Regions from separate parts of the Mus musculus genome. Here all the other regions are linked to region 2. The links are chromatin loops, found by intact Hi-C in ENCODE. Cell type or tissue: left cerebral cortex. All regions are shown on one strand. Each heading gives the region's core, and the rest is flanking DNA. Links, peaks and the distances in the headings are about the cores only.

Region 1 (5,418 bases), core at 632-4,631, 290 kb after region 2:
AATAGTCCATCAAGGTGCAGGCTGCGGAGCAGCGAGAGGGGGCGGGCATGGGTGACGGGGCCAGGCCACCGGCGGAGCTGCGGGAGGCTCGGACCGAACGGGGACGTCCGAGGCTCGGCTTCTACGGTCACCTGCCAAGATGGTTCGCTACTCTCTTGACCCAGAAAACCCCACAAAATCATGCAAATCAAGAGGGTCAAACCTTCGTGTTCACTTTAAGAACACCCGGGAAACTGCCCAGGCCATCAAGGGAATGCATATCCGCAAAGCCACCAAGTATCTGAAGGATGTCACTTTAAAGAAGCAATGTGTGCCATTCTGGCGGTATAATGGTGGAGTTGGTAAGTGCGCCCAGGCCAAACAGTGGGGCTGGACACAGGGTCGGTGGCCAAAAAAGAGTGCTGAATTTTTGCTGCACATGCTTAAAAATGCCGAGAGTAACGCTGAACTTAAGGGTTTAGACGTAGATTCTCTAGTCATTGAACACATCCAGGTGAACAAGGCACCTAAGATGCGCCGACGAACCTACAGAGCTCATGGCCGGATTAACCTATACATGAGCTCCCCCTGCCACATTGAGATGATCCTCACTGAGAAGGAACAGATCGTTCCAAAGCCAGAAGAGGAGGTTGCACAGAAGAAAAAGATATCCCAGAAGAAACTGAAGAAACAAAAACTCATGGCACAGGAATAAATTCAGCATAAAATAAAGGCAGATAAAGTTAAAAAAAAAATAGGGCTGGCGAGATGGCTCGGCGGGTAAGAGCACTGACTGCTCTTCTAAAGGTCCTGAGTTCAAATCCCAGCAACCGCATGGTGGCTCACAACCATCTGTCATGAAACCTGACGGCCCTGTTCTGGTGTGTCTGAAGACAGCTACAGTGTACATATTTATAATAATAAATAAATAAATCTTTGGGCTGGTGTGGAGCAGGGGTCCTAAATTCAATTCCCAACAACACATGAAGGCTTACAACAGCTACAGTGTACACATACATACACATAAAAAAAATAGTCCATCAAAAAGCAAAAACACACTGGACATATTCTTATAAAAAAGTCGCAGCCAGGTGAGCTCTGGAGGGCACTGGTAAGCTGGGTGGTGTCCTTAGAAATACCCAGCTCTTCTGTCTCTTGTCTGTGAGATACAGACAAGTCTGGAAGCATCAGCTGCATGGCAAGGAGCCACAGGAACTTCTTAGAGCTGTAACATCAGTACTTGGAAAGGTGAGGCAGGAGGATGGTTATAAGTTTGAGACCTTGTCTCAAAGAAAACTCCAGCCTAGTCGGGCGGTGGTGGCACACGCCTTTAATCCCAGCACTTGGGAGGCAGAGGCAGGAGGATTTCTGAGTTTGAGTCCAGCCTGGTCTACAAAGTGAGTTCCAGGACAGCCAGGGCTACACAGAAAAACCCTGTCTTGAAAAACCAAAAAACAAAACAAAACAAAACTCTAGCCTTATTCATATTTAACAAAATTTTGATATTCATACATCATAGTTTTACTTAGCTTTTTGTTAAATAGACATTTGTAAGATATACAAGTCCTTATTTCATAAACGTAGGAAAATGAACTTTCTCTTTTTGAGACAGGGTCTCAGTATGTAGACCAGGCAAGCCTCTGCTTTCTGAGTGCTGGGATTAAAGGTGTGTATCACCACATCTGGCCAGAAAATATCCTCTTGATCACATTGCCTTTAATGTACCCTCCTTTGGTGGAAAACTTTTCTTTCTTTCTTTCCTTTTTTTTTTTTTTTTTTTGGTTTTTCGAGACAGGGTTTTTCTGTGTAGCCCTGGCTGTCCTGGAACTCACTTTGTAGACCAGGCTGGCCTCGAACTCAGAAATTTGCCTGCCTCTGCCTCCCAAGTGCTGGGACTAAATGTGTGTGCCACCACGCCCGGCTGGTGGAAAACTTTTCTGATGTGTACATATTGAACATACTCAAACTTTGGTTTTTATTCTAAGTGTGTGTGTGTGTGTGTGTGTGTAAATACATATGGAGGCCAGAAATCAGTCTCTGGTGTCATTCATGAAGCACTGACCACCTTGTGTTTTGAAACAGGGCGTCTCACTGATCTGGATCTGGTCAGTCAGCCAGCTCTAGGAAAGTCCCCTGTGTATGCCTCCTAGCATTTGAAGTAGAAGTAGGTATTGCCCTGCCCGGCTTTTGGATAACAAGGGATCGAATGCAGGTCCTTGAGCTCATCTGACAAGCATTCTGACTGAGGCATCTTCCCAGTCCTACCTCTTGTGTTTTAATCTTTAGGATGTGGTGCTGCCCATGGTAAGATGCATGGAGCACAGCTGGGCCTGGACAGGCTGCCAGTCCTTAGTGAAGCAAGGAAGGAAACAAAGAGCTTACAAACTGCTGCAGCAGCATCGCAAAGCTGCCAGCTCCAGCTCCTGCACTGGCAGACTCCTTCTCCAACCTCCCCATTTTAAAGAGGAGAAAGTAAGCAGAGAGGGTGGTCAGCTTGTTCAGGGCCATTGGATTGTCACATGAGGATGGTCGGGCTGCAATCCGGGTCTGCTGAGGTCCTCCTTGCTTCCTGCTCTTTTCCCTAGTTTGTCACTATAAGGGCCATCCTCCCCTGCTACAGGTCATTGCTAGACCAAACTGTGATCCAACATCTGATCTTCGTTTTTCACTGTCTCTCATTCCAGCATCTTTGGGCAAAAATGCAGGCTGCTCAGTGTCTATCTAAGTGTCCTCCCTTGAGACAGAGTTTTACTGTGTAATAGCCCTCGCTGTTCTGGAACTCACTGTGTAGATCAGGCTGGCCTCAAACTCAGAGATCCACCTGCTTCTGTCTCCAGAGTGTGTGTCACTGCCTCGCCTGACTGTTAAATGTCCGTTTCTGCTTCTTCACTGTGAGAGAGCTCTCCTAGGAGGAAGCTCTGGGCAGTTGGGGGAGGATGGGCATTTCAAGTGGAATTGCTTGGGGGATTGTGCAGCTGCGCTGTTGGAATACAGGAAGCCCTTCCTGAAGACTTCCCACGCCAGGGAAGTACTGGCCCATCTGATGTAGTGCAGGAAGAGAGAAGCCAAGTTGGGCTGGCTGTTTTGTTTTCTTGCAAGGGGTTTGAGTGCAGTAGGCTGCTCTAGGAGCGAGAGTGCGGGTGGCTGGAGTGTGGCTGATTACCCAGAGAGAGAAAAGCAGGCGCAGAGACTATATGGTTGGAAGGAAGCAGCCTTGAATTTTTGCCTTGTTACCTGACTCATTCTTTTTATCCTGAGACACAGCTTTCACATCCATGAAGTGGGGATATCGATAACAGGTGGTCACCCGCAGGGTTATGAGGCTATTATAGGATATATGAGGACAGCCTTCTGGATACTACTCTCCCATCTGTCAGCCACACTGACACAGCAGACACTCTGCTGTTTTGTAATAGCTCTTTGCTTCCCATGGCAATATTATTTCTTTTTTTTTGTTTGTTTGGTTTTTTTTTTTTTTTTGAGACAGGGATTCTCTGTATAGCCTTGGCTGTCCTGGAATTCACTCTGTAGACCTGGCTGCTTCTGCCTCCCAAGTGCTGGGATTAAAGGCATGTGCCACCAATGCCTGGCTGCGGTCATGGTGTTTTGACAAAGTAACTAAGACACAAGACACAATTTGGAGGTGCGGACTGTATTCAGCTGGACATTACTGGTCTTTGAAGGCCCCATGAGGCTGCTATTGACTGACCATTTGGCTGGAGCTGGGTGGCTCAGCATAGCCTCGCTCACAAGCCTAGAGGCTGGCAGCTTGCTGCTAGGGTCCCATGTGGCTTGCTTAGGAGGCCAACTTTCACTCTTTTGTCAGGGTTAAGAAGAAACAGCTTTGGGTATCCTGTGATCAGCACCATGTCACCTATGATGTATCACTGTGATCAAAGCAAAGTATGAGACTTGTGCAGATTCAAGGGGTGAAAACTCAGATTCTGCCTCCTGTTGGGAGGCCTGTCAAAGACTCGGTGACCCTTTTCAGTCCACTGCAGAGTGCTACCTCTCCTCACAAAGCCATTTTTGATGCAAACCCCCTTTTGTGTCACCACTCCAAGCCCCTCCCCCCTATCCTTCTGATACTTTAAATAATAATCTCTCATTTTACACCATGCAAAGCTTCATTCACCCACTCAACAAATATTTACTGTGTGCCAGGGACTGCCTGGGGAACAAAACAAAGTCCCTGTTCTATGAATCTAGAAGTCCAGAGCAGAGACAATCGAGAGACGGACAAGAGCAGTGTTGAACTGTTCTGAACAATAGGTTTGGAGACAACAGGGTAAGCAGGCAAGGAGCCTAGATGGGAGCACACTCAGCAGGGCAATGGGTGGCTCGGGTTTCAAAGTAGTCAGCTGACATTACCGAAGTGACAACTAACATGGGGCCGAAGAAAAAGTGCTAGAGGTGACACAGAGACATAATCCCTTCTAATTTTAAGTGCAGAAAAACACTATAGGTTGGCTATTGTGACATAATCTGTAATCCCAGCACCAGAAGATGGAAGTAGAAAGAGCTGGAGTTCAAGGCTATCCTCAGCTACACAGAAAGTTTTAGTACAGCCTGGGCTACATGAAACTATATCTCAAACAAACAAACAAACAAACAAGAACGAAACAAAATAAAACTAGAGCTAGAGGGATCCCTCAGTGGTTAAGAGCACTTGTCTTTGGAAAGGTCCTAGATTCTATTCCCACACCAACATGGTGGCTGGCTCACGACTATCTCTAATTTCAGAAGAGATCCAATACCCTCTTCTGACCTCCACGTGCACCAGGCATGTGTGTGATACCCATATATACATTCAAGGAAAACACACAAGTACAATAAAATAAATAAATCTGGGAGAGAAAAAAAAACCCCCAAACATAACCACCACTACTAGTTCAAATCCAAGTTTAATACACTTCATTAAAAAAAACAATAAAAAAGAAACACTAAAATATGGCAAAATCTCGACAACTCAAAGCGTTTTATTATACCTGAGTAAATTACAGCTCCCAGGTATGTAGTGGTTGGTGGTTCTGTGTTCACCTTTCACTGCCTGTCCTGCTTGCTCGTTGGCTTGTGGTCGAAGATCAAAATGACACCATTAAAAATGAAAGTTCCCCGCTTCTGGTTTCATTTCCTACCGCAAGGATGCCAGTGATTTTTTTCCTTTTTTTTTTTCAGAGATCACAAATCAGTCACCACTTCCTGCTTAAGACTCTCCGTAGGGTTGCTGCACAAAAACAAACTCAGGGAAACTAGGCACGGCTCGGAAGGACAGGGCCACCTGCTTGATTCAGGCAAAGGTGTCCCCCCAGTCTCACGTTTCGTGGTAAGTTCCGCGCTGGAACTGGCTCTTAAGCCAGCAGCCATCCACAGTGGCTCTCCCGTTCTGGCCCTCCTGTCCACCCAGTGTCCCCGAAAGGCTTCCCCAGTCTTAAGATC
Region 2 (5,418 bases), core at 840-4,839:
CAGGCTGGCCTCGAACTCAGAAATCCGCCTGCCTCTGCCTCCTGAGTTCTGGGATTAAAGGCGTGTGCCACCACGCCCGGCTTTGAGTTGCCGATTTTTAAAACAGTTTGACTTCCTATCACATGGACAGCCCCACCCTCCTCCTTCTCTAACCTTTCCTTTCTCTTTTACCTAAAGCCTTGGGAGTTTTATTCCAGCGTTTCCGCTGGGAACAGGGGGTTTGCCTTTCACTCAGTCTCTGGAAGCCTAGAATTTCCATCTCACCCAGGTCCTGGCAGCCAGAGGCCAGGAGAAGGTACAAACCTGAAGGTTTCCAGCCAATGCTTCAGACACTTGCAGATGCCGGACCATGCACTTGATCAAATCCAAAGTCCCAAAAGTTCACCTCTTTCCTTGGAGGAAGCTCTGTAGCCCTGTTTTACAGAGTCCCTGACAGAAGTTCGGGGGGATACAGAGTGAAAAGAAGGTGCACTGGCGGGAATGTAACGGGGGCAGGGGGGGGGGGGAGATCCTGAGGTTTCCGTGGTAAAGGGAACCTTAGGCTGGCTTAGTCTACACTAAGAGAGATGGTGAGATGGGGGCTGGGCAAGGGGAAGGCAGAGACTGAGTCAGAGCCATCCTTCCAGAAGCCGCAGATACAGACATAGCCCCGCTGAAAGCATCCTGCCCTCTGCACTAAACCTATTTGGATCAGGAAGACCCAGAGCTACCTGCCCTCGGGGACAGCAGGATCAGCAGATTAGCTCAGAGGACAGGGAATGAGGTCAATGCTAAGTGGATTTCCAGGAAGCTACTACCTCCGGCCACCAGGCCTGGCCCCAGGTCAGCAAGGTTAGAAAGGAGGGGCCCTGGCTGGGGAAATGCTGAGCTAGACACAGGATCCAGATGGGGGGGGGGGGTTGGAGAAATTGTAAGGCCAATGCCACAGAAGTGACTTCTGAGCCCCCCTCCTTGGGCTGCATGATGTAACCCCTGACTTGTCTTCCCATCTCTAGAGAGAGTGGTGGTTAACAGTTCTAATCCTAGGGCCATGGAGAAGACGGAGCAAGACAGCACTCGCCATACTTGCTTGCTTTTGCCAACCCAAGACACACTCTTCTAGTGTAAATCCATAAGGATCCTTCCTGTGGATAGGCGTGAGCAAAGAGACAAAGAGCTTGTGGTAAAAAGAAGGCCAGAGAGGATTCAAATAGGATGAGGTGCAATGTGGTACCTGCTCTGAGCCACCTCCCATAGCCGTCCTAATTAACCTCAGTGGGTGTGGCCATTCTAGAGAACACAGCCTTCCCCTCACGGACAGAGTCTTACCTCTTATAGTAGGAGCCCTGAAGTACAAAAGGAATGGCCTCAGGCCAGCTCCCACGAGCAGGGAAGCCAGCAGTAGAAACACACCCCAGCATCTTACCCTGCTACCCTGGGGTATCTATCCCCAGGTCTCCTGTTGTCTCTGGAAAATGTGCCCTGGAGTTTTATAACCAGGGAAACCTCAGGAGCACACTTGTATTGGCTTCCTCACTTAGGGTCCCTCCTCTCCCATGATGACTCGACTAAAGCCAACTCCCCCATCACAGGCCCTGCTGCTGTGAAGGGGATTGAAGCGGGCAGCAGTTCCCTGACAAGAAGCAGAGACAGCTGGAGGGAAGCAAGGCTCTGGGGCAGCACAAAAGAAGAACTGTAGAGATCATGGTAGTATGGCTCGTTCCTGGGTCCCCTGTTGTGTAACTGTGCCACTGTGCTGGTTCATTTATCGGAGGCTTAGCTGTGCCGCGATGAGTCGCAATGGCAGTTAAACAACATCCAAGTAGCCTGAAACAGCCAAACTGTTGTTAGCTGCAGGTCTGTGGCCAAACAGACCAGTTCTGGCTTGGGATCCCACGATACGGAGATAGTCAGCCAGAGATGCAGTGGACCATCTGTGGCTGGCTAGACTTAGGATCAGCCTCCAAGATGCAGGCTCAAAGCCCTCTGGGAAATTCCCTCTTGGGCTGCATGAGCATCCACACCAATGTTCTCTGTAAGTCAAGTGGAGAATAGGCAAGAAGCGGGGATGCCTGTGCATGATCAAGCGTCAAGAAATGGTGATGTCTGTCAGTCATCCTGGCATGGAAAGGAAGCACTGAGCCCATGCAGGCTGAGACTGAACAAGTGTTACAGCAACATGGCTGGCTCCTGTGTGAGACCAAGATGCTTCCCTTCCCAAGATGGGGTGGCGTGGAGGTAACTACTGTGCACATGGATCTTCTGAGGCTACCAGAGGAAATAGTAAGGGGTAGGGGACATCAGAGCTTGCATCCTTTCATAGAGAGGGGCAGAAGGAACTCCCTTGGCAAGCTTAGAACCTGCTGGCTCCCCGACATGTTTGTTGAGCATTGTAACAGGTTGCCCAGTTCAGGGTATAGACGGAAGCCAGACAGCCCACTCAGATACCTCAGGTCCAGCAATTAGGAGCATCAAGGAAGGCATATGGGGCTAGGCTTCAGAGTAGACCATTCCTGGTGTCTGCCAGTCAGTAGACACAGCAGATAAGTAAAAATGGGTGCCTGGATGTCCAGGCTCTCCTCTCAGGAAGGAGGCTGACACTCAGCAGGCAGAGAGCAGGGAGTCCCCAGAGAGTCCCCTCTGGTCAGAGCATCCAGAAAAAAAAAAAAATGGGGCATCCTAAAGGAACAATTGAGCCTCCTTGAGGGGAAGGGACAGGTGTGTCCCAACCTCCTGCTCCCTTGGCCTCTTCTGACACCTGACACCGTCTTTGGTGGCTCCAGCATCTGGAAGTACCCTTTGAGGAGAGGCTCCTGCCCATGAAGATGCCAAGACACAAGCTGCCCACCATGCTGCAGCCTGCCAGTGTTAGTGTGAGACATGGCACGTTAGCGCCCCCTTGTGGTTGTTCTGGTTAGAGCCGACCATGTGGACCATTCTGGCTTTGGCTTTCCTGCCCTTCAGTCCTCGCCCTCCAAGGGAGTGATTCTAACTCAGAATCTTGTGACTTCAAGATCCCTGAAAGGGTGTAGGGCAGTGGTTCTCAGCCTTCCTAGTGCTGCCACCCTTTAATACAGTTCTTCATGTTGTGTTGATCCCCAGCCACAAAATTCTTTCCATTGCTACTTCATAACTGTAATTTTGCTACTGTTTAAATCGTAATGTAAAGATCTGTGTTTTCAGGTTGGAGACATGGCTCAGAGGTTAAGAGCACTGACTGCTCTTCCAAAGGTTCTGAGTTCAAATCCCAGCAACCACATGGTGGCTCACAACCAGCCGTAATGAGATCTGACGCCCTCTTCTGGGGTGTCTGAAGACAGCTACAGTGTACAGCTGTACACTGTATACTAACATATAATAAATTATAATTTAAAAAAAAAGATCTGTGTTTTCCAGTGCTCCACGGCCACCTCTGTGAACAGGTCATTCAACCCCCACGAAAGGGTCATGACCCACAGGTTGAGAACCGCTGGTGCGTTCTTACCTCATTGTCACTTGTAACCTGTCTTGTGGGCTGGCTTTGAGGACAGTGAGAGGCAATATGGTAACACAGGGTCTCTACCACCACCCACTCAGGACAGAAAGCTAAGGTGCAGGGAGGTACAGCCACAGATCACTCTGGCCATAGGATGTACCACTCTAGGTATGCACTGAGACCCAACCCTCGGAATAGCTCCAGGCTGGTTGTTACCCAGTCCTCTAAGGCTAAGCAGTAAGATGCTTTACCAAGACTTGTGAATACTGCACAGCCAAAAGAGAGCACTGAAGTTTCAGAGAATCTCTACCCTCTTATGGGGGATCCTAAGGCACCACACAGCTCTCTGGAGTCCAGGGTCCAGCCTGGAGCAGGCAGTAGAGAGGAACAAAGCAGAGCCCAGTAAAGTCTGAGGAGTCCATATTGGGTTTTTATTTTTAGAAATAAAAACCTCCTGGTCAGGAGAATAGAATCTCTGGCCTGAGTAGATACCTAACATTTCAATTGGGCGGGATCAACACACTAACCTGGCCGAGGGACTACCCCTAGGAAGGCAGGCTCACTTTGGACGGTGCCAAAGAGATGTACAGAATAACTTCATTTCGTGAGATAACGTGCTTTTCCTTTCCCCGGATTCCCTCCCCAGTGCAGAACTCACCAGACCACAACCATGAGGCTTTGTAAGTCTGCCACAATTCATGGCTTTCCCTTTCCTTCTAGCTCCTCTCTAAGCATGCTTTTGTAACACTCTGAGCTTCCCCAACATCATGGGCTCTCTTCCCTTTATCTAAAGATCCCCTCTCCTACATGCTTGTTCACTGTGTGCCTGACCTCTGTGGGGTTCTAATTGGCTTTTCCTCCATTTCCTGCTCTGAGTAGCTGCCAAGATTCACAATTTGCCTGTCCTGTTTGGTGGTGGTGGTGGTGGTGGTGGTGGTGAAGAGTTTTTGGTTGTTTGGTTGGCTGCTTTTGGTGGCTTTTCAAGGCAGAGTTTTATCCTAGCTGTATCTCTATCTGTCCTAGAACTCGCTCTGTAGACCAGGCTGGCCCTGAACTCACAGAGATCCACCTGTCTCCATCTCCCAAGTGCTGGGATTAAAGGTGTGACCTCCATCGCCCGGCTGTTTCGTTTTGCTTCATCTCTAATAAAATTATCCTCAAGCTTCCATTTGAGTTTTTCTTACATTATTTTATGAATGCCACTAAGAGCCCTAAGAGGGGATCTCCATTTTCCGTTATCACTAGAACTCTCCCCCAGGACAGTCTTAGCTGCTGGCGAGCATGAGGGAGCTGGCCAGCCACATCCCTGCACCCCACCCTCAGGGGCCAGGACCCCATCTGAAGCTCTTAGGTGTCAGGACCCCAGATGTCAGCCAGAGACCCCATTCTTTTGCCTTCTATATACCACAAGCACGGCATGTTCTCAAGTGGTGCCCACCACCTGTCCAACCACTGAAACCAGAATACTGTGTCAGTGCCACCCTCCCATGCTGTCCACAGGTGGTCATTAGGAGGGACACTGAGTCCTCAATGGGTGTAAGAGTCAGTGCTGGAGAGAGAGGGGTTCATGTTTCCCAAGTGATGATTGCACTGGGCTCTGAGGGTCAGTGGGGTCAGGTCTGTCCAAATGGAAGCTGGAGGGTTCAGTATGCCCCACCAGCTAATTGAGAGGGTCAGGGGGTCTCACAAGGCTCCTTCAATGGGTCTGCAGAGGGGGTCCTTAAAGACTCATGGATCAGTGGCTAAGATGAGGCACCCTAATCTTGCACCTCCCCACTCACCTCTCCACCTTGGTTCAGAAGCCTCATGTCCTTCAACCCTCCAAGAGCACACCAGTACATGCCCGTGCACACATGGAAACCCTCCATGTGTTAGGTCCCAGCCGTGCGACTTCAGACAGGCCAACTGCCTCCCTGGGGTATGTTTTGCCCTTCTACAAATGCCATATCTTGGGCGTGTACACA
Region 3 (4,000 bases), core at 1-4,000, 820 kb before region 2:
ACACATACCAGCTGCGCCTCCTCCCACTTGTCCCGGTTCTCTTCTGCCAGCAGGTTGCTGATGATCTGGACAAAGTTCTGGAATTAGAACCAGAGAAATGGAACAAGATATCAGTGCATGAGGAAGATCACAGTTGAGCCTATGGCTAGGGTAAAGGCTCAGTTTATACTAGGACCATTACTCAACCAATGACCAAGATCAGGACTCAGTTAGTGACCAGGATTAGAGCACAGAGTGTAGACAGAAACAGATCAAAGCTCGGTATGCGATTAGAGTGAGGGTGTATATATGACCAAGGCCAGGGCTCAGTGTGTGAGCAGATTCCAGCATGATTGATTTAATCTACGGCCAGTATGACATGGGTCAAGGCTTAACCTTTGACGAAGGACAGGACCCAGACTTTCATTAAGGTCAGAGTTTGTGACCAGAATCAGGACTCAGTACATGACCTGGAACAGAAACCATCCTATGACCAGGCCGGGATTCAGTGTGTGACCATGTTTAAAGCTTATTATTATGGTATGTGGTCACAGCCCAGTTCACACTCAGCATTGGGGACTTAATCTCTGGCTGAGGTCTAGGTTGGTTCCTTTGACAGTTCCCCAAGTGTCCCCTGCTGGAGCTGTCCCTTCCTCCCCCACCCCGAGCCACCTGCACATCCCCTGGCGTGGGGCTGTAGTAAGCCCTGCGGAAAATCTCTGTCATGTTCCTCAGGACATCAATGGTGGAGAGCAGGTCGCCGCTGTAGCTGGTGCCATCCTGTGAGATCTCCAGCAGTGTCTGGATGACCTCTGAGACCCCCTCCCCTGGCAGCCCCCGCTGAGCCTTTGCCAGGTGTTCTCGGGTCTGGGGAAGTAGAAAAGAGCTTCATGCTGTCACAGCCAGGTCAGGGCCAGGGACCTCCAATGCATGGAGGTTCCTACAGCCCCCAATCCAAAGAGTGTCCAAAGAGTGGGGATGGTTTCCTGGAGCCCCCTGGGGTCAACCTCACCATCATCTGGATGTTCCGGTAGTCGATGGAGACGCAGCGGATGTAGGTGGGCGGCTCCCAGAAGGCGATGCCCTCCTCGTCCAGCTCACAGCGGCGCAGGATGAGGCCTGGAGAAACCTCCTTTCCTCACATGACTGCTCACCAAGAAGCTCTGGGGATCCTACCCACAACCCTCAGGCAGAAGTGCTCTGTTTGGGACCCCAGGGACCTAGAAACAGGCCATGCTGGCTTTGTTCCTGTGTGCCACAAACTTCAGCCCTACTCCAGATCCTGGGGGGCCTAACAAGTACCTTATCTTCAGGAACCTTGCTGTGTGAGGGTGGGATGCTCAGCCAACCAGGGGCTTCTGGGGTCAGCCAGAGCCACTCTTGGAGTCCCTTGCAATCTAGAGACCTAGGGACAGCTGTCCTCTAGACCCTGGCCATATCATGACACATTCACAGAACTTCAGGTGGCTTCCTGGCCCTGGACACAGCCTTTAGGGGCCACTTGGTACCAAATAAATCAACACCCCAAAACACAAAGCTCCACTCTCAGAGAGAAGGGCCCCCAGAAGACTTCTGAGCAGGGACAGAAGAGTATATAAATACGTGAAGACAACCACACGGGATGTTTCAAGCCCTGTTACCAGACAGGAACCATAGGGTGGCCTGATGCAGAAATGAGGAGAATACGGTGTAACCATGAATGTAGAAAGAGGCCAGGGAAGGGCGCCGTGAGGGATGAGTGTTGCCTTTCTTCTGTTTCTATATGCCAGCAAGAAGGTGTAGCCAAGGATGGGGCCAGCAAGCATGGTTCTCAACACTCAGTACCCACCACCTCCCCTGTTCCTCTGGGCCAATTTACCCACTGCCCACAGCAAGCAGCCCAATGCAAAGGTTCACCCCAAGTCCTCATGCTATAGAGGAGAAAACTGAAGCTCAGAGAAACCAACTCACTTCCCCAAAGTAATATAGTGAAAGATAGCAGAGTCGGGGTTTGACCTGGACTCCCAACCTCCCTCCCAGAGGCCTCCCAGGTACAGAAACTACCCACATGCTATCAAAGTGACATTCAAGACCAGTGCATGAGGCTGGGCAGGCTCCTTTCCCATGGCGCCCATTCTGTTTTTCTTATTCTCTGAAAGTACCGTCACACCCCCCCCCCCCCGCCCCCGGGCTTACATAGGATTATAACTACTGGTGTTCAAAGGCAACGGCCCTCCTGCTGACTGCAAACCCAGGGTATGTTGATTGCTCTCTGCCTGCTTCCCGCTATTCAGGGGCAATGGTAGAAGGATCACAGAGCTGTGTATACTCAAAGAGACCTCTCGAGCAGAAGGCTTGGTATGTGCCCTGCTATGCATGGACTCAGGACACAATAGTTGGCATGATGTCCTGGATGCCAGGAGCAACACGAGCTTTGGGTATCAGACAAGGCCTATGGGGACAGCTGTCCAAAGATGAAAGGAATTCTCAGACAACTACTCTTACCTGTGGCATTGCGGGGACACCGGACTGCAGCCACCTCTCCAGCTGGGGTCTCCTTCCAGACCACGGCCCCAAAGTTGTCCTCATCACAAATCTCATGGGGCTCTGCAAGGGGCCATGAGGTAGACAGGGGTGAGGGGCTGTGATACTCAGTTCTTCCTGATCCTTCTGAGCCAGAATGCAGTGGGAAAGGTCTCACCAGGACATCGTTGAGCGCCACACTGTCGGTACTCGTCCTGGGGCCCCTGGCAGGCTGCTCCCCCAAAGAAAGGCCCAGAGCAGACACGCTCCCGTCGCTGGCTTCCACCTCCACATGTGACGCTGCAGCTGCCCCATGAGGCCCAGGCCTGCCATTTGCCATCCACTGCAAGGGTGGCCAAACACAGGGCACAGATGGCAGGAAGGGCAGGTAGGGCCCAGGATCAGTAGGGAAGTGGGGTCAGGGAGATATAGAGAAACAGAGACATAGGGATGGGACAGAGACAAAAGGCACAGGAGTGTTGGGCAAAGAGCCATGAGGAGACAGAGAATTGAGATCAATGGGGGAGAGGTTTGAAATCAGCTTGACTCTGAAAAGAAGCCGGATCTCATGTGCAGCTGAACCCTGTCACCTTTACTCCATGACTCCATCCTGAACCTGCTTAACACTTCACCCCCCCCACCACTCTAAACTGCAACCAACCCCCATTTTCGTCCTGTATTTTGACCCCCAAGCCCTATCCTGCACCCTGACCTGTCCACCTACCCTTAACCCCAACTCTACCTTCACCACCCTGTACTTTCATCCTGACACCGTCACCTGAACTCCAGCTCCATTTCCACCCTACACCAACCCCCAACGGCTATACCTCCCCAGTGGGCCCCACCCTTTGTCCCCCTGAGCCCTGAGAGGGCATTCTGACCTGGGCATTGCTGCAGGAAGCAGTCTCGAGTCTCCACCCAGTGGCCCTGGCACTCAGCGCCTCCATAGGAAGGACCATTGCACTCTCGGGTCCGCTGCTGGCGGCCTTGGGAGCAACTGGCAGAGCAGGTGCTCCAGCTGGACCATTCGTTCCAGTTTCCATCCACTGCCCGGCCCGGGGGAGGAAGGAAACATGAAGCTGGTGTGAATACCCAGAACCCCAAGGCCTGGCCTGGGACACATAAGAACACCCCAGGGGCACCATGCAACAACCCACCTGGGACTACTCAGACTAGTGTGGTCTGAGGTTTTAACCTCTGAGCACCCTGAGATGAACCTGAGGTGGATCAAGCTGGGTCCCGCAACCGGCAAGTGGCCTGCTGGGTCCATCTCCCACCCCACCCCCCCTGCCACTCACTCCCTCTCACCTACCAGGGCACAGAGCAATGTTGCAGAACTTGGTTTGCTTCTCAGGACCCTCACAGGGGTTGCCTCCAAACTGAGGGGGCCTGCAGGTGCGAGTGCGGTCACGGAAGCCACGGCCACAGGTGCTGGAGCAGAGGCTCCAGGGTGACCACTCATCCCAGGCTCCATGCACTATGGAGAGATAGGAAGCCACAATTGGTCCCCTTGCGCAGA
Region 4 (5,418 bases), core at 771-4,770, 140 kb after region 2:
GATCACTACTCTACAGACTTCATAACTGTTAAGGCTAAACCACTTGCTAGCCTTGTCACCAGATGGCCATGTAAGTGCATGTACTGTGCCTCTGGCCAGTTCTCTCTGTTCTTGGCAGGTGTGGTTCATTCTTCTTTAAAGTAGGAAGCTCTGTAGTAGGTCTTGATGCCACGCATCCTGAGCTGCTCCGCTCTGTTATTCAGGGTCACCTCTGTGATCACATTGTAGCCTGTGTTGGTCAAGAATTCCTATGAGCTCAGCCTGGACTCCCAGAAACCTTATTGTCTCTATCTAGTGAGTGCTAAGATTACAGACATGAGCTGTCATGTACACCTAGAGGTTTCAATATACAGCTTTTCTTTTTTTCCTTCAGAGGCAGGGTCTCACTAGTATCTTTGGGCTGGCCTGGGATTTACAGAGTCCCCCTGCCTCTGCTTCTTGAGTGCTGAGATCCATAATACGGATAGCCACACCCAGATACTGTATTACTTTTTAAAAAATCTTTTTTCAGAGATTTTCCTAAGGTCTAGGGGAAATAGCTTAGTAGATAAAGGTAGTATCCAAGCATGAGGCTCTGAGTTTAGATACCCTGGACCCAGGTAAGACCTGGGGTATAGTAGCATGCGCCCATAATTATAACCCCAGTGCCAGGGAGCAAAGACAGCCCCTGGGGCTCGTAGCCTAGACCACCCTCTTCTGAGTGAGAGACCCTATTCAGAGAACAGGGTGAGGAGTGGCAGAGGAAGACAGACACCTGTGCTGACATCTGTCTCCCTATGTACACAGATTTTTTTGTCTTGATTTCTATTCTGAACCCATGATTTGAATTCAGCATGATTATTCAGTATGATGGTGAATTTTTGACATTTTGGAGTTTTAATGATAGTAGTAGTAGATTGGTTTCTAATAATTAAAATTAGAGAAAGCATACATATGTGATTTCAGCCCTTAAATTGATTGATTATACCATCTGTGGCCCAGCATGTCCCATATATGGTGAAATGGGTGGTGCGCCCTGTGGCCTCTGTCGGTTGAGTAAGGCGGGCTTTTCTTCTGTTCTTTCTGGTGTCTGCAAGGTGTCTTTAAAATCTCCCTCTGACTATGGTGTACACAAGTCTAAAATCTGATTGTGGTTTCCATCTTCTGGGTAGATTGGCCTTCATATCTCTAGGACAAAGTCTCCTTTGGAGACTTGGGGGTGAGTATAGCCATGTTGTGCCAGGCATGCACATGTTCATGTTGTTCAAGAAACATGAACAAATAGAACTGCCTGGTTGGTGTTCCCTGCTCTGTCACCTGAGCCCACATGCATGTGAGTGAAGAGCTCCCTGCTCTCCAAGGAGATCTTCAGAGTAAGGGGGGGCACCCCTATGTCTGCCCTGCCTCTCTTTCTTAGGACTGGAGGTAGTTTTCTGGGGAATAAGGTCCTGATTAGGTTGTAGAACTACTTCTGTGTTTCCCGCTATGAGCCATAATGTTCTACCTCTCTTTTTAATGCCCAGTGCCAGGCTGGGCTCTGGGGAATCCAGTTGCTAGCTGCCTAGCTTAGGAGAGTGTGTCTTCTCCCTCAGTGCAGTCAGTGCGCATAGCCTTGAGGTACTAATGAAGACCGCCTTCTCTGTGCCCTCACACCTGTGTCCCTTCCCTTGCAGTATGTCCACCACAGTCCGGGGAATTCCAAGCGTGGATTTGGCATTGACTGCGCCATCCTCTCCTGTCAGGTCTACATCTCCCAGATCCTGGTTGCATCTGCCCTTGGGGGCGTGGTCGACGCTGTGAATAGTATCGTTGTCATCCCCATAGTGGCCTCTGTAGGCTCTTTCCTGGGCTTCTTGACAGCCACATTCCTGGTCATCTACCCTGAGGTGTCAGAGGAACCTAAGGAGGAACAGAAAGGCCTGTCCTCAGGGCCCGCTGGCGAAGGCGAGGGTGGAGCGGGCAGTGAGAAGCCCACTGTACTGAAGCTGTCTCGGAAAGGGGGCCTTCGGGGGCTGGTGGAGACGGAGTCCATGGTGTGAGCCCCCGCTGGTACATTCCACACTGGAGGGCAGGGCGCACTGGGGGCTAGGCTTGCCCATACCATGCGAGCTGGAGTTCCTTCCCAGAGCACAGTCCAAGTTCAGTAGGTGTTAGGTGTAGGGTAGGTTTGAGCTATTAGACAAAAATATCACACTAATTTACCTTTCCCACGATTAAAAAAAAATCATTTGAAATCTTTTTTTATTGAAAAAGAACTTAATTTCAGCTGTCTTTTATTCTGCAGGTATATCATTCTGCATGTTTTAAATTGTGAAATATTCACAGCATAGTCAATAAGCAATTTAGAAAACATAAGGGTCTGCATTTCTAAACCAGTAATTGGAAGTGCAGAAACTGACTCCCTTGGCAGATATCATCTGAAGGCAGCAGACAGCAGCGTAGTTTCCAGATTGCCCAGCAGGTGTCTGTTGGAGACACCTTCAGCATCAGTCTGGTATTGCAGCGCCTCAGAGTATTTTTCTGTTTATTTTAGAAACAGTATTTTCTTTTTCACAACTGTGGTTTTCTTAGAAGAACATCATCTCTGGCGAGTTAGGCTCGCAATCCTGTGCACAGCTGAGACCACACACCAAAGCTGGGGAAAGGTCCCAGAGGTGTTTGAGCAGAAGGCAGCCATTCCCCAGGGCAGCCTCCAGACATCCCACCCAGGGACAGCACCAACCAGTAGGGCTGAATGTGAACTCTCAGTGTGCCTCCTGCGTGCTTGTGTGCAAGTTTGTCTGTCCAGTCCCTACCCTCGTGCTCTTCCCCAGAAGCCACCACAGGGCAGTTGTTGGCTCCGTGGGACACTTCAGCTTGTCTCTACACGTTTGGCTGGAAATCAGGCACAGAGCTCCTCCAGGTGAGCATCGGCTCCCGAGTCCTGCTGCACGGCTACCTCGAGAGTGGGAGACAGTGGCATCAGAGCAGGGCGCGGGAAGGGGCCGAGCCTACCTCCTACCACATTGCTGACATTGATCCTCGCTGGAACCTAACTGAAGTCTTGCAAGCTCATCACCTGCTTCTGCTGATGGTCACTGGAGTGGGATGAAGGCAAAGAACAGCAAGCATCCGCCTGAGCAGGCTGCTGACCCAAGATCCTGCCTGAGCAGGCGGGCTGCTGACCCAAGATCCGTGCAGTGTCCGCTTTCTGCACACGAGCAGAACTTGGGCTTCAGGGAAGCAGGCTCAGCAAGTGCGGCTGTGGGTAAAGACTTTCCAACGACGTCTCTGTTTAACAACTCCAGTCTCTCGGTCTGCACTCAGGAGAGGGAGAACCTCCCTGGATGGTACCCAGATGAAGTCAGAGCCGTGCTCTTGTTGCCTCGGTTGGTGTTTTTACATAAAGTACTTTAAAGTGCATGAGAATCATGCTGCAATATGAGCATTCTAAAGCAAATATATATACATATATATTTCAAGATGAAAGTAAGCAGTTTTTAAATAAATTACTTGAATTTTCTGTGTCTTCAAAGGAACGCTGTGTTTATGTCCTTGGCCTGGGCTCTCTTGCCACATTCCCCACACAGGTGGCACTTTGTCGTCTTTAGTGTTTTATATCTGGGAAGCAGAGGCAAGCTCAGGATACAAGGGTACCTTCCCCTTGCCTGGGTCTTCCCTCGAGCCTATGCCTGCAGAGAACTGTCTCCACCTTCCAGTGTTTTCTGTGTTCCCCGTTGAGAATGGAATTGCAGGTCTCTTTCTTGGGTAGGGGAAGTTGGACTCCCAAACACAGTCCCAGTGCTAAGCCCCCAGCCAGCTCAGCCCCATCAGCGGGGTGCTCTGTCTCTTTGGGGAAGCAGGCACTTCTGGGCTCCTCCCTCCAACCAGCATCCTTAGCAGGTCACTCTTGTGCAACATAGTTTTAAGATGGTATTCCCTCATTCCTGAAACAAAGGACTACAGCCTCTTGTTTTTAGGCACCCTGCTTTTCCACGTTGCCATAGGAGGACAGAGGGAGGCAAGGACGCATAGGACACTTAAGTGGGGAAAACCTGGAACCATCAAAATGAGTGTGAGGTCCTAGTCACACGCTGCTCACAACACCCCACCCAAAGGCTTCTGCAGACCTTCCCCACTGAAGCTGAATAACTGACAGGGGGGTTGGGGTCTAGCAGAGACCACACCCATAGGAGCAAGAGATAATAGGATCGCCCCAAACAGTGGTCCAGACCTTAAAATGCCATGGCTTCCACTTACCATAATCTGAAGTACCACAAGGACAGTGTTTATGGCACAGGTCTTGGCAAAGCCACCAGTAAAATGCTGACAACCAGTAAGAACAGTGAGCCAGAGGCATGCCTGTTTGTTGCTGTCAGATCAGGCTGCACATCTGGTACTTTTTAAGACCTGAGCCTGTTAGATGTTTGCATCCAAAGGCCTCTGTCTGTGGGTCTGGCCAGTGTGAGGGCCCTTGGGTTGAGACCCAAGGGTGATAATAGAGTTGATTTCTGGGCTTCCTTGCAGATAAATATAGTGAACCATGGGCCTTGAGGTGGATGTTGTCTCATCCAGGGTACACAAGTAGCCAGGCCCTTTTGCCTAGCCCTTCCCTCACTGAGATGCCACCAATGGACAACTATCAGGGCCACTGCTTCTGTGTTAAAGAAGCCAAGGGAGGAGGGCTGGCTTTGCAGTGGGTGATGCCAAAGCTTGTATTGCTCAGACCAGACCAGGTACTTCTGTTTCCTGACTTGGACTTGCAGACCCAGCACTCACGGGCACTGGGATCCATCCCAGAGAGTGCACCTGAGTAGCTCTTCCGTGGCCTATGATCTCGAGAGGAAAGGTGGTTGGGTTCCGTGGACCCAGGGGACTGGAAGGGTCAAGCAGATGCCCATTTGTGGCCAGTGCTGAGGATGCAAACGGAGGAGTTAGCTTTGTAATACCTTGGGATTTAGCCGTGAAAAGCACCTGTGTGGTAGGGGATTAGCAGGAATTCCACTGGTCCCAGGCCACAGAATTGCACGCAGGTTACTAACGGAAGGGAGCCCGCTTCTCTTTCCCGTGAAAGTCAAAACATTTTTTAAAGTTTGCCTGCAAGAGAGTACAAGCCGTTAAGTGGTCCACAGCCTGGGGGCAGAATGGCATGGTGGCACTTCCTGGTATCTGGAAAGCTAGCTATGAGACATTATCTGTTCTTAGCCTGAGGTCTCAGCTGGAATATTCACACCGACAGGTGCACAGCCCTCAGACTCCCATCCTTGAGATCCTCAGGGCCCTGTGAGGGACGGTTTGGACAAAGTTGGGAGTGACAGAGCAGGATCTGGATAGTAGCCTCCTGGAGTGGCCCAGATGTCATAGAAGGTGTGGTGACCCCTCCCATCAGCTGCAGCCTGGCTGCCTTATCTCCCTGGTACCACTGGCTTCTGCAACCCATGGGGTTAATGGCTTCCTTTG
Region 5 (5,418 bases), core at 820-4,819, 67 kb before region 2:
TCTCACATTTTGGCCAGGCTCACAGAATTCACATGCTTAAACCAAGATCATGCGCTCCTTCCTAAGGAAGGCCCTACCCACCAGCTCCCAGCCCGGTGGTCCCCACCACACCCCTCTCACCCTGACTCAAGTGTGCCTGAAGATGGTGGCCTCGGCCTCGCTTCTTGCTTTCTCCCACAAGCTCCTTGGCTCTCAGCCTGATCTGTCCCCTGGGGCCTGACCTACACAGGATGAGACCCTGAAGCAAAGCTTCCTTACTGCTATCACGATGCTGGTGGGAGCCATCAGCCGGAACGAAGGTGCCCACAGCTACGAGTTCTCCCAGACTAGTGAGCTCCTGGAGTGTCTGATGGTATGTGCACAGGAAGCCTGCCCCTCAGAGCAGCCCTCCTAGGCAGAGCTTCCTCTCTCAGACCAGCAGCTTTCTTAGATACAGGGAGCCTCCTCCCTCAGACCTGGGAAAGGGCAAACACAGGAAATACTCCATATACCCCGAGTTAGTTGGGTCTTGCTGGAACCCTGAGCAGACCGGGTATGGCCACAGTACAGGCAGTGCCATTGAGACCCAGAAAGGCCGACACACTCCATTCTGCTTAATTTCTTGGCTTGGGTCCCAGACCAATCACTTCGGATTTTGGGTACCCATGTAGATTCTTTGGGATATTGAGAAATGCACAAGAAGCTGGGCAGTAGTGTCAGGAGCAAAGGGCCATTGATCAAAACAGGTTGGGTCCTGTCCCCTGCCTGAGATCAAACAGAAAAGTGGAATGATTTCTAAGGAAGAAAGAGGCAGAGCAGCTTAGAGCTAGTCCAGGGCCGGGCAGCTAGGACTCAGTATTCAGGGCTCAGACCTGACCTGTCTTGCACCAGAGACCACGCTGGCTCTATAAGGATGGACCAGATCTCACTGCAAGGTGGCTAAAGACAAGCAGCAGCATCACCCAGGTTGCATGGAGTGGTAATAAGACTTGGTGTCAGAGGTGGGGTCTGCTAGCCTCTGCACCTTCTCCCGTGAACTTACAGACACTGATGGAGAAAGAGCCGCAAGACACACTGGTCACCAGCATCCGCCAGCAGGCCATCCATATTGTCTCCAGCCTCTGGTAGGTTGCAGTCTGTGATGACTGCCAACTCCCTGCCCAGGCTGCTAGCAGGACAAGGTAGAAGGAAGTCAGGCATCAAGGCCCTGCAAGGCAGAGCAGTTAAGCCACTGCAGGTCACAGAGAGCATTTAGTCTGAGCACAGCCACTCCACAGAGACAACCCCCCTCACCAATACTCAAGTAGGCCAAGCATCTAGATCCAGCCAAGCCCCAGGGAAAAGGAGTGAAGCTGGATCTAGAGAGCCAGAGATGCAGGACCCAGTTTATCTCTCCATCCACAGACCACGAAGGAGATTATAGACCAGGGGGCTCACAGCTGCCTACTCACAGACCATAGCAGGCGATCCACATGACCTTTGGCAGGGTGGCATGTGGAGCTGGGTGGCTATCCACTCTGACTGCATTTCCCAGGTGCTAGCCTTCACTTCCTATCTGCCTGCCGCACAGTCACTGCTAGGCCCTGCATGGTGTCTGGGGACACAGCCGGAAGCCAGCAGCAAACACCTCTGTTTTCCAAACATGGCCCTGAGATGGGATACATACACCACACGGGACTGAGAAAAGTGCTGAAAGAGACGGAAGCAGGAAGCGAGACAGGGAGACTGTGTGTAACGTCTTCATGGTAGGAGCCCCAGCGCTGGCTGAAGGAAGTTGATTGACAGTTGGTAGGGTATTGCTTCGTAGACTGTTCCTATAAGCCTGGTGCTCTGCTAGAGTCCAGGGCATGGCCTGCGGATGTCTGAAAGGCGACTGTTGAGGAAATCCTGCATGGATGAGTCAGTCAGTCAGTGAGCCCTGCAGGTACATTGCTACAGGGATGGCACCTCAGCAGGCCCTTAGCTAGTGTGTGCTTGCGTTCATGAGTAGGAGACTGGGAAGGCTGGGGCTGGAGAAATGACTCAGCAGTTAAGAGCACTGGCTGCTCTTCCAGAGGACCCAGGTTCCATTTCCAGCACCCACATGGCAGCTCACAACTGTCTGTAACTCCTTTTCCAGGGGATCCGACATCTTCACATGTGTGTACATGCAGTCAACACACCCATGTACATAGACAAAAAAATAAACAAAAGACAGAAGTAGAGGCAGCAAAAGGCTGCATTGTCAGAAGCAGACGACAGGGGACTCCTGAACCCTGAACTCGGCCTTCACAATCCCAGGCCCTCAGGGTCCTTTACCCTCCCAACAGTGCGCTGAGGCCGCCCATGGATGTGAACAGGAAACCCCGCCTCCTCTCCACCTGCTTCCGCAGCATCTTTACCCTGCCTCAGCTGGATGACCTGGAGAAGCAGGCCTGCCTCCTCACGGAACCACCCAACATCAACATCCAGGTGCGGCCTGCACTTAAGCCCGGGAGACTCTGGCAGGACATCAGGCTCAGTCCACTGTGTGTGGCTGAATGGAGAGCCAACGCTGGCCACTCCGCAGGCAGAGTGGAGGCCCTGGGTAGTTGCCTAAAGGCTCTGGGTCTCCATTTGCCTCCCTGGGACACGGTCCATGATCACTTTGGGCCATGATTACTAAGGCAGGTAGCTTACCTAGGGTGCGCCTGCTCAGGAACTCTACATGTAATGGTACACATAGCCTCCTTGCTGACACAAGGTCCATGTAGCATAGGCAAAGAAGTCACCACTGTGTTTCCCTCTCTCCAAGCCCCATGCCAACCAACCCAAGGAATTCACAGAAGAGGGGAGATGGCTCTCTCAAAGGAATGTGTTCCCTGATACTGCAGGAACTTGTCCTACCACACTAAGGTGGCTTAGGGAGTCACCTTCCCTGAAGGTGGGCTCTGTTTCACCACACCTACCTGCCTGCCTGGGTCACTACTATTCAGGTCTCACCTGGTCCAGCCCCTTCAATACTAGCAAGCCTTGCAGAAAAGATACCTGCCATGTCTCATGGCTACCACCAGAGGGCGCATGAGATTGCCAGGCATAGTCGCGACCAGGTATGTCAGTAGCAAAGGGCAGGTCAGTTTTGTGAAGTAAGCCCCACTTTGTGGAACAAAGGCACCACCAGGCTGTCTGTGTACCCTTCCCACAGTTACTTGGGAGCAAGGGGTACACAGCTCAGAAGAAAAGAATCTAGTGAGATGCCAAGATCTGAACCCTACCCAAGGGCCTTACATGTATTATATGGCCATGAAGCTGTGTGGACAGGTGGGCCCTTTGGGAAAAGGTGGTGATAGAGTCGTTTCTGTCTCTACATCTTACAAAGCAACTGGTGACTGGAAGACTACTTGATGCTGCAGAAAATACAACCAAGGACTGGTGTCCACATTGGGAACTAATAGCATTGACCCAGTCTCCTGTTTGATGCTACTCATTACGTCTCCTGTCCTATCACTTGGGACTGGCTGCCTGTCACCTCTGTGCAGGAACGTTGACCTAAGAAATGGAGCCATCTCCGCAGGTCACCAAATAGCAAACGGCCAGAGTTCCTAATGGACTCATGAGAGTCTGACTGGGCACTTCTGTGACCGCCCCACCCTTCCCTGAACGTGCCAGTGGTAAACACTGTTGAAGGTCCTTACGTGAACGATCAGCCATATCTTTTGAGGACCAGGGAAAGGTATTTATCCAGGTCCTTTTTAAAACCTTTTAAGAGGACCAGTGGGGATGACTACTACATAGAAGTCACTCAACTTCTATGGCCTGAGTTTGATCCCATAATCCATAGTAAGAAAGAACAAACTGCTGAAAGTTGCCCTCTGGTTTCCACACACATGCTGCTGCCTGCCTGCATGCATGCATGCACACATATGCACGCTTACACGCATGCTAAATAAACAATAAAATTAAAATTTGCTAAGAGCTTCAGGAGGAAAAATTACTTCAGTAATAACATCCCTTTAACCCTGGGATCCTGGGGCAAGACAGCCCTGGTCACATGTCTACGTGTCTATGGAGCCAGCACTGCTGGGACTGAATTGTCCTGAAGGCATGGGTGGGTTCCCAAGGCTTTTCTAACCGGTATCCATACCTGTGTGGCAAGCCCTCTTGGCAAACAGAGTAATGAGCTCTGTCAGTTGTAGGAACCCAGCCTGAACACATGCGGAGAGTGGGTGCCCCTGGGTACTGCAGCAGTGTTGGGGCGTCATCCCCACAGGAGCTGGCTGACCTCCTCTCTTATGCAGAGACTGTACTACCAGACCATGGAGGCCCTGGACCACATGTTGCAGTGTTTCATGATGCAGAACCCCACAGCCAATGAACTCCACATCCTGCTGTCGGTGAGGGCTTCCGGCAGCTGGGGACAGGGCAGGGGTACCCAGCTCTGGCCCAAGAGTCCCAAAGAGGACATTCCACAGGTAGCAAGACCTGGCTAATAGGCTTCACATGTCTAGAGGTTTGGAGTATCTGGAGTGGGCAGGGAAGCATCCATCAGCCTGGCCAGAAAGAGATCTGCTAAAGAAATGGATTCCCCTACCACCTGTGCCCATGCCTCAGTGTCCCTCGAGGACATGGGTCCTACAAACCACCTCATCTGCCTGCTAAGGTGTCTGTGGGAGGGAGACCACTCAGCAGCTAGTAAAAACTTAGGAGGAGGGCCTCGGCCCAGAAGACAGGCCAGCTCCACCAAGGCCAGAGGTCGGGACCAATGGAAGTTCACTAAAGAGCCCTGAATGAAGACCATAGCCATCCCTGAGAAGAGAAGGACCCACAAGAGTAGCCTGGGGCCAGGGAGAAGCAGGAGCAAGCTCTGTAGGTCAGAGTAGAGGTAACTTGGCCCACTGGAGCCTGGAGGGTAGTGGGTTATGGTGTGGCTCAGCCCAGCAGGGGCAGGGCTTCATCAAGAAGTCAAAAGAAGCAGGAGCTCCAAGCCCTGGTGTGCACAGGTGGAAGTCAGGAGGGAGAGCTCCAAAAGCGACGAGGTAGTGTGCCACTTTAGGAATGTGCCCAGGTGGCAATGGCTTTTACCAGTGCAAGTCACAATGGTTTCTGCACCCATTCCTAGGCCACTCTATCTTTAAATACCCTGTGTCTAGATGAGCTGACCACTCAGTCTCTCAGCACGCAGTTGTCTAAACCATTTTCCCCCTTATACCAGAGGCAAGTGCAGCCCTGTTTATGCGCATGGCAGAAGGTTCTAGAAAGGGCCACCTGGCACCCAGCAGGCTAAGTGCTTCCTGCTGCACAGGAAGAAGGTAGCCCTAAAGGGTGGTTCTAGGGACAGAGACTGACAAGGGAACAGAAGAAGCTGAACCTGCATTTGGGAAACACCAGAGAGCCTTGCTCTGAGGGGTGGGCAGGGGTGGCCATTTCTGGGGGTCTGGCAAAGCCCCTGATCACATCCACCTTACAGCATCTGTACACTTG
Region 6 (4,000 bases), core at 1-4,000, 820 kb before region 2:
TTGCTGTCTGCCCTGAGCCAGGAGGTCATAGGTAGGTCTGGGATAAGTATCTACCGTGGTCCCAGGCTGACTTTTTGAGTAAATAGTCACTTCCTGCTCACCCCATGCTGCCTCTTAGTGTGAGGACTGGTGACAGATGTGTGCCACCATTCAGAAACACCTGAATCCAGCCTTTCCATGGGCGGTCAAACCCCTGAGGTTGTTGTCTTCAAACCCCCGAGATTGTTCCTTGGCATTCCTATTCAGTTGAGGTCACTGCCAAGGTCTCCACATCTTCACTTCAGAGCCAGGGTATGGAACAGCCACTCCCATTACTGGTAGCCTGGAACCTCCCTTAGACTACAGATCCGCCCACCTACTGGGCAAAGCAGGTCTAGGCCACTCTGAGCTGCCAACCTGGTTGGCACGATGGTAGAAAGAGGCCCTGTCTGAGCTGAGAACTTAGAGATGGTGGGTTCCAGAATGTGCACGAACCTGCCTGATGGCCCCATGGATCATGGTCATCTCCCTGGGCCTTATCATCTGCCCAAAGAGCCCAAAAGAGAGGGTTTGGAAAAGACCACCGCTAGAGCTGGCCCAGCGTCCCTTGCTTGTGCTCAGATGGACCAGCAGGGGGCGCTGGGATACCAGTGAGTGACTGGCCCTCTAGTGAGTGAGCGCTCACTCTTCTGAGATGGGTAGGACTCGGAGGGCCACCTTCCAGGTTCCTATGCCTCTTGCAGAGCCCCCAAACCTCCAGTTCTGCCAAGGTGCCAAGCTAGGGAGTCAGGGTTGCAAGATCTGAGTAGTAGCTATATCATCAATACCATCTTCACCTTCACCCGAAGGTCCCAGGGATGGGGTCAAGGGCACAACTAGGGTACAGGAAAAGATACACCATGATACCCCCACCAAGACAAAGTTGAGAGCAGCAGGCAGAAAGTCTCCAGCACAGCCTCACATGCATAATAGGAAAGACAGGACAGCAGCTGTTCACAGGACAGGCCCAGGTGGCCGCTATGAGGCCGCTGGTCACATGCTTTAGCTCAGGACAAGCAGGAACAGCTCAACCAGGTCAGACTCTGGGTCTTGAACCAAATCTGATTCCTGATCTCAGCCCCACCCGCCAGCCCAGGAAGGCCACCTGCCAGGACCAACCATGGTTCAGCATTCTAGCCTCAGGAGTCTCACCTGCTGCAGCCATATTCCCACTGCGCGCTTCCAGACAAAGGAGCCAGGAGTCTCTGAGGCAGGCCCAGGGTGGGGTCAGGGTTCTGTATCCTGCGTGTGCCCCCTCACTGCTCCAGCCCAGCCCCCACAAGGAAGCCTGAGTGATGTGAAAACTGGCAGTGGGTGGGAGAGAGGGTGTCCAAGCTGGGCTAATCGGAGGATGCCACTCAGTTCCCATGGCAACTACTGCAGCACACAGCCTTTCAGGATAGACCCAGGTTAGGCCTCAGCTGCCAAAACACCCACTATTTCGGGGCTGGTTACCTTGGTGACCCAGGTGGTGAGGATGTGGGAGGGGGAGGGGAGAGAAGAGGTGGGGCATATCAGAAGCTGGGGGAGAGGGGACCCTGTGACTGAGGATAGATGCCCTCCTCTGGCCCAGCCCTGACTCTGGTCTCACTAAACCCTGCTCCAGGTCATACACTGAGTCCTGGCTGTGGTTGTATACTAAACCCTGATCCTAGACATTTACTGATTCTTCGCCCTGGTCACAAACCAGCATCTGGCCCTGTACACTTGTCCCTGATCCTTGGATGCTAGGCAGAGGATCCCGGATCCTCCATTACATACTGGGCCCTGATCTCAGCCACAGACTGATTCCCCAACGTGGCCCACACTCCTTCCACTAATGAATGTTCAGAAAATGGTAACTGCTGTTTTTATTATCATTTTCATTTTTAATGTGTGTCCTCACACACAGCTGACATGATAAATGTTGGCCCAGACTGAAAGCATCCATGCCAGAGGGAGCTTTAGGAAGGAAGAAGCCCCGGGGCCAGTGAAGGGCACAAGGGGACACAGAGGTGCGTCTGGGCTGGGTGGGCACAAGGGGGCAGTGAAGGAGCAGGCAGGGCTCAGGGGTGGGCTGCCCCTCCAGGCCCGGAAAGAAGCTGTCATTCTTCCTAGCTCAATGCTTCCTCTGTCTGGCGGCCTCATTTCCATCTCATTACAGGCATGAATAGAGCCAATTATCGGCCAGGCAGGCCGGCCACCCAGGAGGGAGGGTGTGTACTGAAGAGGCTCTGGTACTCTTCCCACCCTAATGCCCTGGCTTGAAGGTGGTGGGTTCCCCTGATCCTGCACCCCAAGTGGGCCGAAATGGGGAGAAGAAAAGAGATCCCTCCTCCCCCAGCCAGTCTCTCCCCAGTTCCTGGGATCCCCTTTGGAGGAGGGGAATCATGCACTTCCAACTTCGTCCAGCAGAGGGATCCCTACTCCAGCAGGTCGAACAGCAGAGCTTTCCTGCACATTGCCACTTGGCTCACCAGACACTCATGGCAGATCCAGGGACAGTCCTGGCCCAGAGGGCTAGCAAGACCCCTGCCCCCACCCCTACCCCCACCCCCCAGGACCCAGCTGGAGCAGGACTGTCACAAAGTACTTAGACACTGGTCCCAACAGCTGAGTCTGGAGCTCCTGGACCAGGAACAAGGGAGACACTAAGGGTACAAGCAGGGGCTGCGGAGGAACCTGTCCCTGCAGCCCTTCACTGGGCAGATCCTGATTCAGCCAGCTGCAAGCTGCCAGCAACTGTCAGGGTTGGCAGGGAACAGCACTCAGATCCCAGGGTAGATGGAGAGAGCAGTTACCAAGTCTACTGTCGACTGTGCAGCCCTGGCCTCCCTGATCCCCCATAGCCACACAGCCCCCTTAGGCAAACTCTACAAACGAGTACTGTCCCAACCCCAATTCTCAGGGGTGGGAAACAAGGCACTAGATGAGCAAGCAAGCCACATCTGTAGGAAATTCCTGTTGCTGGGTGTTCCCTGTCCTGAGATGGGGCCTATTTAAAGGCTCAAAACATTTAGTCTATGCTGGAGACCTTAGACAAGTGGCCTCTGTCCTCTCAGTTAGCAGAGTGGGTGGCAGAGGCTGCTGACCTTCCTCCCATCATCGTGGGAGGCATGACCCAAGTTCAGGTCACAAGGACTTCTTGCTCCTGTCCAAGCAGGTGCAGTTCTGGGACAGAGCTGAGACAGGTGACACAGTATGAGCTAAGGCACATGGGAATTTCCCTGTGGGTGATGGTACTCACCACATCCAGCATTTCCACAGGACCCTATCCTGTTCTTTCCTTCTAGGAGAGTTGTCTATGATGTGCACTTAAGCCTGCTTTCTATATTTTTCTAAAATGTGTGTGTGTGCATGTGCACACGAACACACACACACACAGAGCCAAGATGGCAACAGAATCTTCATAGTGGACCATGGTACCTCTCTATTACCCTCGTCACCCCTACAAACTCCAATGAAGCCCAAACCACACCTAGAGGCTCCCCCTAGGCTCAGCCTCTACTGCTACACACTGCCTCACCTCCTCTTGGGTGTCTTGAGGGACAGAGATGCATAGAATTTGGGGGAATCCCTGGCCAAGGAGAACCAGGGCTGCAGGCACAGTGAGGGGATCTGCTTTAGTCTTTAGGAAGTCATGAGCCCCTGGGCATTCCAGGGTTCCTAGGACGGTGTAGCATATGTGCACACCCTGACTCAACCAGGAGACTCAACCCAGCCTTCCACCTCAGGCAAGTGCACACAGACACATTTAGCAATGCATACACACTAGGGCTCAAATATATGCTGGAATGCACACCCACAATAACACTCACAGGAATACACTCACATGAACATATACATCCAAGGATACTCACAGGGAAACACAGGAACACAGTCATGGGAACACATGGGAGGCACAGGACACACTCACTCACAGGGACAAACTCAGAGAGATATACAAGGGCTCATGGGCCACACTCACAGCAGCACACGATGACACACAGTGACACGCAAGAAC

Evidence for each region. Hi-C counts contacts between places; a loop is a spot of excess contacts. Peaks named below come from ENCODE experiments on the same cell type or tissue, not always from the same donor. Only the 100,000 strongest peaks of a DNase experiment are listed, where the experiment ranks them.
Region 1: it touches region 2 in a loop (5-fold over the local background); 4 of 42 quality-filtered maps call a loop at or near these places.
Region 3: it touches region 2 in a loop (3-fold over the local background); 6 of 42 quality-filtered maps call a loop at or near these places.
Region 4: a loop joins it to region 2, with 2.7 times the contacts of the local background. A loop is called at or near these places in 6 of 42 quality-filtered maps.
Region 5: it touches region 2 in a loop (2.0-fold over the local background); 26 of 42 quality-filtered maps call a loop at or near these places.
Region 6: a loop joins it to region 2, with 3 times the contacts of the local background. A loop is called at or near these places in 6 of 42 quality-filtered maps.

Annotation. Positions count from the first base shown.
Region 1 is chr15:73,423,632-73,429,049 of GRCm38, reverse strand. It overlaps a transcript of Ptk2 not described here and the pseudogene Gm10362. Among named protein-coding and RNA genes, the nearest start is that of Ptk2, 3.2 kb to the right of the region's middle. In left cerebral cortex, for the core only: no CTCF peak of the experiment used is centred there; a DNase peak (open chromatin) is centred at 3,022; H3K4me3 peaks cover 953 bases; H3K27ac peaks cover 2,386 bases.
Region 2 is chr15:73,718,401-73,723,818 of GRCm38, reverse strand. It overlaps a transcript of Ptp4a3 not described here. Among named protein-coding and RNA genes, the nearest start is that of Gpr20, 14 kb to the right of the region's middle. In left cerebral cortex, for the core only: a CTCF peak has its summit at 2,872 (motif pointing left); DNase peaks (open chromatin) are centred at 1,915, 2,189 and 2,874; H3K27ac peaks cover 353 bases.
Region 3 is chr15:74,540,354-74,544,353 of GRCm38, reverse strand. It overlaps Adgrb1 (adhesion G protein-coupled receptor B1), which reads right to left. Exons shown (of 31, transcript NM_174991.3): 6 at 3,794-3,958; 7 at 3,363-3,536; 8 at 2,660-2,824; 9 at 2,464-2,565; 10 at 992-1,098; 11 at 652-846; 12 at 9-77. Among named protein-coding and RNA genes, the nearest start is that of Adgrb1, 26 kb to the right of the region's middle. In left cerebral cortex, for the core only: no CTCF peak of the experiment used is centred there; no DNase peak of the experiment used is centred there.
Region 4 is chr15:73,578,365-73,583,782 of GRCm38, reverse strand. It overlaps Slc45a4 (solute carrier family 45, member 4), which reads left to right. Exons shown (of 8, transcript NM_001033219.4): 8 at 1,653-5,418. The coding sequence ends at 2,018. Among named protein-coding and RNA genes, the nearest start is that of Slc45a4, 44 kb to the left of the region's middle. In left cerebral cortex, for the core only: a CTCF peak has its summit at 2,466; a DNase peak (open chromatin) is centred at 2,450.
Region 5 is chr15:73,784,904-73,790,321 of GRCm38, reverse strand. Mroh5 (maestro heat-like repeat family member 5) reads left to right here. Exons shown (of 11, transcript NM_001368162.1): 9 at 230-352; 10 at 1,024-1,103; 11 at 2,289-3,386. The coding sequence ends at 2,616. Among named protein-coding and RNA genes, the nearest start is that of Ndufb4c, 22 kb to the left of the region's middle. In left cerebral cortex, for the core only: a CTCF peak has its summit at 3,011 (motif pointing right); a DNase peak (open chromatin) is centred at 3,025.
Region 6 is chr15:74,534,124-74,538,123 of GRCm38, reverse strand. All of the region lies in intron 2 of Adgrb1 (adhesion G protein-coupled receptor B1), which reads right to left. Among named protein-coding and RNA genes, the nearest start is that of Adgrb1, 20 kb to the right of the region's middle. In left cerebral cortex, for the core only: CTCF peaks have their summits at 602 (motif pointing right), 2,187 and 2,392 (motif pointing right); DNase peaks (open chromatin) are centred at 631, 1,380 and 2,330; H3K4me3 peaks cover 429 bases; H3K27ac peaks cover 3,938 bases.